2 separate regions of the Mus musculus genome follow, and region 1 is linked to region 2. Evidence: chromatin loops called from intact Hi-C (ENCODE). Cell type or tissue: left cerebral cortex. All regions are shown on one strand.

Region 1 (5,000 bases), 180 kb after region 2:
GAGAGAGAGAGAGAGAGAGAGAGAGAGAGAGAGAGAGAGAGAGAGAGAGAGAGAGAGAGAAAGGAAAGAAAGAAAAGAGTTGAGTTCTGGGAAAGATTTAGGCACGGGAGATTTGCCCCAAACTTGGAGGACACAGATGCATGAAACTGAGAAATAAGCAGCCACGTGACATTCACAGAATAAAATAAATGAGGAGATCCGCCCCAGAACACTGAAGGAGACAGTTGCGTGAGACTGAGGAGTTAGACTACAATGAACAGGTTATGAGCTAGTCGAGAAACAAGCCAAAATTATTGGTGTAGGCATTTACTCTTATATAAGAAGTCACAGAGTCATTGTATTTCAGGGAACAAAGAGGCTGGGTGGAAAAATCACAAGGCTATAGGCTCAAGCAAAGCCGCACAATTCCAACTTACTTCTTTCCAGCTACGCACCGATGTAAATACAAACTTAGCCTAAAAAAACCTTCTGTGCTGTGGTGTTCAGGGTGGTCGCCTGCCTTGAGTCCTGATTCTAACCGTGACATAGTCACTGTTTGACCTTCAAGAACTCCATCTCTTCTTGTGGGGGGAGGGGTGTCCTCATTTTCTTCACCTGTAAAGACTAAATTAGATGATCCCAAAGATCCCTCTTACAAGTGATCTGTTTCACCCGCACATTCATTCTAACCCTAACCCAAACCAGAACCAAATTCTGAGCATCCTTTGTATAACCCAACAGACACACTGTGGCATTGGTTTGCCTTACTGGCCTTCATTGGACTTTGCTGGCGGATGCCGGTCTTCACTGACAATGCTCTGACATTGGCGTGATTTCTTTGCTGATCTTCACTTTTCGTGACTTCATAGAGAGTAACTTGCAAAAACAAAAAAAAAAAAACCCTCATATTTTGGCGGCTTCCTGCCACTTCCATGGACCCACGCCCATTGTTGGAGCCTCATGGTTTCTTCTGGATTGGTCTGCAGCTACTGATTCATGTTTGGTGACACTATTGAACTGGACTGCTGATATCCTGACAACAAAGGTCGGAATAACTACTTCTAAACAGGTCCATGACCCCCTTGTCCTATTAACCGTTCTTCCTCCCCTACCTTTGGTAGGCTATAAGGTAGCCTGATGTGTTGAAGAACCTTTATTGAAGTAGGTTTGTAAAAAAAAAAAAAAAAAAAAAAATCTAAGCCAAAACATGTGAATGTGACCTACCACCCAAAGAAAACTCACAGCATCAGAGGAGAGGTCTTACCACCTTGCTTCCATTGACACTGTACGGTACAGAGTGGGAAAGCTAGATCAGCCCTCTCCTCTGCAGAGCATTTTCTGACCCTCATCCTAGGTCACATTCCAGAAGAGTCCTCGGTGTCTTTTCCTAGTTTCAAATTATTTTTTGAGGTTGTTGGTGTTTATCACTTTAAGTTGCTTCTTTTCCAGGGAAGAGCAAGACTACTTCTTTCCCTCCTAGTAAGTCCTTTATTTTCCAGGGTTTTACCAAAAAGAGAAAATGTTATCTGTTTCAAAGCATTGAATATGCTGTTTTTCAAGTTCCACAGACCCTAGATTTCCATATAAGCACCCTGAAGAGGAGCTTCACACAAACTGGTCCGTAGTAAGAATTTCTAGCCCAGTTGTAGCCTCCACCTAACCTAAGTAAGTGAACAGCCTACGGCCCCAATTTCTGAACACCTGTTGGACCTGTTTTGATCCTCCACTACTCACTACCATATAAACTATATAAATCGTGAGCTTCCTCCCTGAGCCTCAAAGTTTGTGGGAGGACTTCACCCTGTGGAAAGTGCTCCAGAGCGCTGTGCCAACTGAAGTCACTGGGTCTTTAGCTGGGCTCTGATGGGAGCTAGCGCCTAGCCTTGCCTCCCCCAGCTTTTCTTGCTGATGATGATAAAAAGGAAAGTGGTAGCTTCAAACCATAAACCCGGTCCAGCCAAACCTGCAAGTGGATGCAAGTGCATCCCAGTTGCTTCATTGCGATCTGTGCCATTGGCATCCTCAATACCCCGCAGTGAAAAAAACAAAAACAAAAACCCAAGCTGGGTTACCGGCTGAGGTCTCCACGCTCGTGCAAAAGCAAGCCCCAGCCACCGCCTCATTCAGTCGCTTTCTGCACAGCCATTCCCTCCCAGCAAGCGCCGCCCGCCCCTTCCCCGATCGCCACCAATCAGCGTCCCGACCGGCGCCCGCGGAGTCAGGTCCGCAGCCATTGAGCGCCAGGGCCCGAGGCGGCGCCTCACCCGCCCCCTCGCAGGATGCCAGGCGCCCCGCAGCTGGTGAGGTGGGCGCAGCGCACGGGGCGCAGGAAACGCGCGGGGCTGGAGAAGAGCGCGCGCCCGCCTCCGCTCCGCCTCCGTCCGGGGGCGCGGGCGCAGTGGCCCGGGCGGAGGATCGCAGGGGGCAGGGCCGAGACAGCGAGGAGGGGCACAGGAGAAAGCGGGAGCGATAAAAGGAAGCAAGGCTGCCCTACCCCACGGCAGGCCGGCGGGCAAGCTCCTGCGTCCCTTCCGTCTGGCCCTTGCCGGCGGCGGCGGCGGGGAGGCGCGCGGCCCGCTGCCGGCCCATGGAGGCTTTCCCTTGGGCGCCACGCTCGCCCCGCCGCGCCCGCGCCCCCGCGCCTATGGCGCTCGTGCCCAGCGCCCGCTACGTGAGCGCCTCGGGCCCGGTGCACCCGCAGCCCTTCAGCTCCTGGAACGACTACCTGGGGCTTGCCACGCTCATCACCAGGGCTAGCGACCGCGGCTCCCCGCATGAGGGGCCCGGGCCCACGGCGGCGGGGCCCACGATGGGGCCGCCCGAGGACGATGAAGACGATGACGGCGAAGAGCCGGAGGCCGGGGGCCGCTACCTGGGCGGTGCGTTGGAACTGCGCGCACTAGAGCTGTGTGCCGGCCCCGCTGAGCCCGGGTTGCTGGAGGAGCGCTTCGCTGAGCTGAACCCGTTTGCAGGGCGCGCCGCCGCGGTTCTGCTGGGCTGCGCGCCCACCGCCTCCACCACCGCCGCCGCCGCATCCACGGCCGAAGTGACGCCGCGCGAAGAGCCAAGCCCTGCGTGGGCTGCCGAGCCTCGTCTGCACGCGGCTTCCGGGGCGACCGCCGCACGTCTGCTGAAACCGGAGCTTCAGGTGTGTGTGTTTTGCCGGAACAACAAGGAGGCGGTGGCGCTCTACACCACACACATCCTCAAGGGCCCGGACGGCCGGGTGCTGTGCCCGGTCTTGCGCCGCTACACGTGCCCCCTGTGCGGCGCCAGCGGCGACAACGCACATACCATCAAGTATTGCCCGCTCTCCAAAGTGCCACCGCCCACCGTCCGCCCGCCGCCGCGCAGCAACAGGGACAGCCTGCCCAGCAAGAAGCTGCGCTAGGAGCGGGCTGCATCAAGCTGTGTACACCTGAAACCTGCGCTCCTCTCCCTTGCCTCAATTTGGGAAGTCGTCTTGATTTTACGGAAGCCGCAGGAGCGCAGCACTTTCTTGTGGAGTGGTCGGTCTCTGACGTTGAAATCTTGAATTTTGTCCCTAGTTTCTAAAACGCGCATCCAGAACGGTGAGGGCTGAGCGGGTGTACCACCGGTTGAGTTGCGGTGAATGAGGCGCTGTTTACTGTATACGTCGGCCTAGTTTAGGTGCGCAACCGTATGAAATTGTCTCTCATCTTGGATGTTTCGTTTTATGAATGGAGGCACTTTATAACGTCTAAAGTATTTTTAATAGCCTCTGAACTGAGTGTAAAACTAACAATTGTATGGAATGTCGGCAAAATGACTTTTATTGTTTGATGCAATTAATTTATTTTAGTTTGTCATTCTAATTGCAGGTAAAGCAACTTAGTGCACTTCCCAGTATTGAGAGGGTGTTCTTCCTCGTGGCTTGTTTCTGTCCTAGATGGGAGGCTTAAAGGCACAATCTGTAGCAGGTAGAATACAGTTCCTTATCCTTTTATGCATCAGATATTCTGAATTAGCAAGTAGTCTTTCCAATCCTTAAAATTAACTGTGCCAAGGCTTAATCATATCGTGTACATATTTGGAAACGGTGCTGTTTGAGAGACGTGTATTTATACAGTGACAGTATTATGAATCCATTAATCTCCCCAGTAACTCCTGCTTAGCATTTTCTCTATGCACTACCCCGATGGTCCAATTCTTTGTGTCTGATGCTAAGACATTTCCTCCTCAGAAAGGAGGAAACCTATTTAGAGCAGTGTTAACCCACCTTGATTGCTCAAGTTCAGGGTTCCTAAATAGAAAATGGGGAACTATAATGCAATAACTCGAGTTCCAAAAGGTTCTACTCTGGGCTGTTTGCCTTTCAATTTACAGAGGGTGTGCCAGAATAAACCACTTCAAGTCTGTCTCATTAACTCCCTCTTGGTGGTTCCACTATTACTGAGACCCTTGTCTGCTTCCAGAACCCCAAAAGATCTTCATGCAAAGTTCCTCTTTCCAGTACTCCTGTAAATCTATCATAGTGAGTGCTGGAATATGGCACAAAACTACCTACCATCTAGACAGAAGAGGCAAAGGTAAAGGTGAATTAAGATAAATTCAGCCATGCATCAACACCACTATCTGCTAATACCAGCCAAGAGTTTAAGTATATAATGTTTGCAATAGTCAGATTTAGCTAGGAATACTGGGAGTTAGGCTAGACTGCCTTTCGTATTAAGTAGCAACTTTACAGCAAACTTACTTTCTGTATAAAAAGAGGCTGGTGTGAAAATACAGCTGTTAGCCCTATTGGTAAAAGGGAGGACTTTCTTCACAAGGAAGAAAACTATCCCTGTTAGTTATAGCCCCACATTCACTGGGCCTAGGCCTGAATGTAATAAAACGTTGTTATTTTGCTAGAAAATATACTACTTGTTTTGAGGTGAAGTTTTTCAAGTCAACATAAATTCACATCCTCTAGCTAATCTGCCTTTTCAAAAAGGTATTCTCAATGTCAAAAGCAAAATCAAGTCAGATTGCTGTAATCCCATCAGATATTTCCCAAG
Region 2 (5,000 bases):
TATCTTTTCTAGGCTGGTCTTCAACCTAACAATCCATCTACATTGTGTTTTTCTTTTGGTTTCAGTGGTTCTTGATAAATGAAATTATTACCAAATTCTAAAGGGTTTGTTTCAGGGGTCTTGTTTGTTTGTTTTCTTGAGACAGAGTCTACCTTGGCTGACCTGGAACTCAAAAGATCGTGGTGTGTGTGTGTGTGTGTGTGTATTTGGGGGGGTGGAATTAAAAATGTGAACCACCATGCAAGCAACAAGGACTTTTCTTATTATGTTAAGGAACACCCATGGGTAGTTACCATCTTATAGTGACTATACTGAAAATGTCTCCATTATTATTCCTATTAGCTACAGGTATTGACTTTTAAATAGTTATCCTGCACTCTCTGAATTACTAAGTTATCCTTGTATCAAGTACCACAATATCAACTAGGTACTGGATATTGGCATTTAAAAAAGTTATCAAGTCGTGACTTTTTTCCAACCTACTGAGATAAATCACAGCAATATATCGAAAAAAAACTTGGACAAACCGTGAATCACAATTCTTTTGACATAGTTAGATCTGATGAGCTAATAGTATACAGGATTTTCATTTCTATGCTAACAGGTGTTAACACAACTATAATCTTACCTAGTTTTAAATCAATATTTCACTAAACCTATAAAATGGACTTGGGGTTTTAGTTTTGTCTTGCTTCTGTGCCCTACATTCCAGAATTTATAAAAAGAAAAGGTTATGGAAATGAAATGGAGCTTGTATACAAGAATATCTGGACCAAGAGATTTGAAAGGGAAAGTCTTCATCACTACTAGCACTACTACTAGTCTCAGCTTAGTCCATCCATGCTTAGATAACTTAGATAACTTCTGAGTTAATAGTTCCCTAACTATCATATATTTCATTTACCTTTTCAAATTTATTACCATATAATAAAATCTAATATTCTATTTTTATTTTTCATTTATTTGCAACTTTTCCCCTTGACCAATCTTTAACAGGTCTTAGCTTCCTAGCCTTTTTGTTTTGTTTTGTGACAGGGTCTCACATATCACAGGCTGGCCTTTAACAGGATATGCAGCTAAGGAAGATGAAATTCTTGATCATCCTGCCTCTACCTCCAGAGTGCTGGGATTGCAGCTGTGAGCCACCAGGTCAGGTTTTATAAGTTGCTGGGATCAAATCTGGGGCTTCCTGACTGCTAGACAAGCACTCTTTCAACCTGGCTGCATTCCTAACTCCCTTTATTAATCTTTTCAAGAAATAACCTTTAAGTGTGGCAAATTCTTTTGCTCTGAGCTTAGCTGATGACGACTTCTGCTCTTAATGTTCATTTCTTAACTCATCAAAGAAAGTCTACTTAAGCATTAATCCAAACTGTCTTCAGCATTTAAGGTAAATCACACTGCAACTATAAAGTCTAGTTTCACAACTTAATCAACATACAAACTGCATTGTGTAAATGACTGTCATGTGTATGTCTAACAGGGAATAATCATAAACAAAAGTTCCTTTCTACACCCACACCAAAGTGTCTGCCTAAAGCAGTATCTTGAAGGCAAATAAGTAATGTGTGCTAGTCCCATAAATACTTTTTTCTAAGGTTGTGACTATCTGCATCAGGACAAAAAAAAATTTCAACAGCTAGGTGGGCAATTACTGTTATAGCTTAATAAAACTTAACTAGAAATAAAATCTCCAGTTACATTAGGAGATGCCATTCTAAATTTGCAGCTAACAAGGACCTGGCCACCACGTTCCTTTTACACTGTCACCACCACTCTGAACTAAAAAGCACTACTACCTTATTCTTTACCTAGCTATGGAAGCACACTGCCTGATTGTGAACATTTTGGGGTCAGTTTTTATCTTCTATCTGCAAGTGAATTTCAAGGCAGACCGCTAAAAAGTTCAACCTGCGGTAGGATCCTGGTTACAGTCACTTGCTGAACCGCTTCTCTGGAACGTGATTTTACACATCAACTTCAAAGACTTGTAGCAGTTCCCACTACATAGTAGAAGTAACTAAGAATTCCCTGACAGGATGCAAAAACTCACAGAGAACAAAGAGTTGCTAGAGACCAACGTTCAGAAGCCCGATTTGCTAAAAGTACAGCGGCAAAGAATACAAGAACACATTTCTTTGCTCTCTGGTTGAAAAAAAAAGACGAAAGGCCTCTAACGAAATTCAAGACCGCCTTACTTTTCCCTCTCGCTCTGTAAGGTGAAACTTTGAAGGGGACACCCTAGAGAAGAGCTTACTAATGTTGAGAGATGATCAGGAGTATTAAAGATCTTTTCTAAAGCATAAGCTGAGGCTGCGCAGGTGTAACAGGCAACACTGGCTGGCTGGCCGGATACTGGCCGCAGACACCGAATCAGGGTGGGAGGGTTAAGAGAAGGAAAGAGAACTAAGCCTGGAACAAAGGAAGTGGAGTTACTCTCAGGGCGGGGGGATTCCACGAGCTGGTGTGGAGAAGCCTGGCTGGGGGGTGGGGGTGGGGTCGTGGAGGAGGGACAGACTCACGGAACTTGGAGGTGGAGGTGTTGATGTTGATAGTGGAGCTGGAGGTGGGGGCAGGGGCCGTCTTGGCCACCGCGGCGGCTGCGTCGCAGCTCTTCAACATCATGATCACCCCGTTTGGTTCCGGCAAGGGCGGAGGCCCCATCGGGAGCCCTTCCTTAGGACCCTTCCTCTCCATGGAGCCCGCGTGCACAGCCAGCAGCTGTCCCCCCGGGAGTTCTCGGCCTGGATCCGGGATGGACGACGAGGGCCGCGGCGGCGGCGGCGGGGGCAGCGGCGGGGCCGGCGGAGGCTGGCGGAAACTGTCCGCGGCGGCCTCCCAGTTGTTGTGATTCTGGTCGTCCATCATTGCCTCGTAGGTGAGCATTTCCTCCTCCTCCATGCTCTCCTCCATCCCGCCGGGCCGCGGCTTCCCAGGCACCTGCCCGCCCACCTCAGCCCCCGGGCCTGGGAGCGCAGAAGCCGCCTCGAGTTCACATCGCCCGGAGCCCTCGCGGGTGCGGCGGAAAATCCAGTGGCGCACCGAGCGCTTTCGCCCTCCGTCAAGACGACTCCGCCGGAGGAACCGCTGACTGAGGTGGGCACTCCCGGGGTCTGGTTCTGAGAGGCAGCCGCAAAGGGCTGACGTCCCTCACGACATTTTACAGCAGTTTCTTCTGGCCTTTGGAAAGGGCTCTGGGGGAGCGGCCAGGAAGGCACGTGATGCGAGGGACGGCCTGGAGAAAGCTGGGCGAAAAGGGGGCGGGAGCTATGAGTCACCTCAAGGCGAATGCACCCAGCGGCGCGATTCCCTCTCCCTCCCCTCCCCACTCCCCCCTCCCCATCAGTTTAGACCAGGTGTCCAGACCCGGATTCGCTGGCCCCGCCCCCGGCCGACATTACGTGATAAAGGACTTTGGTCTGCGCACGCGCATTCTCTAACTTGTTGCCACAACTAGTCTGGGTGTGCCCGAGAGTGGACCCAAAAACGGCGCACCAACGCTCTTATGTTTAACAGCCCCCTTCCCTTTTCTTTTTTAGTCTTTTCGTCTTTTCTTTTTTCTTTTTGTACTCCAAACTGGGCTCCAACTAACTCCAAGCAGTCCTCTTTCCTCAGCCTTCTGAGTGTCCCTTCATACCCCATGCTGGCTAACCTTTCCATAGTGAGGGTCCCCCACCGACACAGGCTTTTTGCCACCCAGACCTTGACCTCGCAGCCTGAGCCTTTGCTTGGGGAATGAAAGGACAGTGTGGCAGTAGGCCCTGGGTACAGACTCCAAAGGGTAGACTGTTGGTGTGTGCCGTTTTTTAGCCCTAGGTATCCCAAACTAAGAAGGACAGAATATTGATTCAGAAATTGCACAATATACATTCCTTCCCAGAGTATGTGAAACATTTACAAAAGATAAACATACTGTGTCTCTAAGCAAGTGTCTCTGCATGTCTGAGGACTGACATAACCACATTCTCTGACCACTGTGCAGTTAGAAACTATTAGGGTTCTCTAGAGTCACAGAACTTATGGAATGTCTCTATGTATTAAGAGAAATTATTGGGATGAATGACAGTCTGCAGTCCAGCTAACTTAGCAATGGCCAGCTGTGATGGGGAGCTCTAAGAATCTAAGTAGTTGCTCAATCCCACCAGGCTAAGTCAGCTGGTCTTCTGTATAAACTAGAATCCTGAAGAAATAGGTTCCAACAGATGTGTTGGCAAGTGCAAGCAGGCAAAGAATGAATGCTTTTTCCATTGTCCTTATGTAGACCTCCAGCAGAAGGTGCGGCCCAGATTAAAGATGTGTACCACCATGCCTGGACCTAAGCTTTTGTTTAATGGAACTTGCTCTGTCTCAGGCTGGGCTTGAACTCAGAGATATGCTTGCCTCTGTCTCCTGGGATTAAATGTGTATACCATCTTGTCTGGGCCTAAGCTTTTCCTGGGCACTGTGCCTCAAGTTCTAGATCAAAAGTGTGTGTCATCCCATGTCAAGACCTGGGTGTCTTCCAGCTTCAAGATCGGGATTGCAGGTGTTCCCTCCATTTCTGGATTGTAGTTCATTCCAGGTGTAGTCAAATTGACAAACCAGAAATAGCCATCACAGAAACCATTAACTGAAGGATAACTGGTAAGTCCCCACTGTGTTAATCTTTTATCAACTCATCAATCTGAAAGTGACTATGAAAACTTTTAGAACTGATGAGATTGGTACAATTATAGTAAACTTTCCTAGAAGGCCCTACTCTAAGGAGTTTTTCCCAGCACACTGTTAAATACTGAACTGTTCATGTGTATTTTGTTAAGATACTCCATATATAACAAGCTTTCATTAACGTGGAAAAGCATAACAGGCTGAGCCAGAGAAATCTTTGATAGAGTCTATTTAGGTGGCCATGGGTAAGAAACAGAAGGGAAGGTGAATGGGCATTCGATACGTGGTTGATTTTTATTTAGAACTTTGTGAGCAATTATTAAATTAGACCTCAAGGAGTTCTGGTAGCTATT

The links. A loop is a pair of places that touch in the nucleus more often than their neighbours do. Peaks named below come from ENCODE experiments on the same cell type or tissue, not always from the same donor. Only the 100,000 strongest peaks of a DNase experiment are listed, where the experiment ranks them.
Region 1: it touches region 2 in a loop (2.7-fold over the local background); 7 of 42 quality-filtered maps call a loop at or near these places.

What each region holds. Positions count from the first base shown.
Region 1 is chr19:60,753,700-60,758,699 of GRCm38, forward strand. It overlaps Nanos1 (nanos C2HC-type zinc finger 1), which reads left to right and starts at 2,288. Exons shown (of 1, transcript NM_178421.3): 1 at 2,288-5,000. The coding sequence starts at 2,567. The coding sequence ends at 3,370. In left cerebral cortex, a CTCF peak has its summit at 2,151; DNase peaks (open chromatin) are centred at 2,196 and 3,110; H3K4me3 peaks cover 2,866 bases; H3K27ac peaks cover 1,607 bases.
Region 2 is chr19:60,577,806-60,582,805 of GRCm38, forward strand. Cacul1 (CDK2 associated, cullin domain 1) reads right to left here and starts at 3,218. Exons shown (of 9, transcript NM_030197.2): 1 at 2,523-3,218. The coding sequence starts at 2,913. In left cerebral cortex, no CTCF peak of the experiment used is centred here; DNase peaks (open chromatin) are centred at 1,956, 2,618 and 3,292; H3K4me3 peaks cover 2,999 bases; H3K27ac peaks cover 1,309 bases.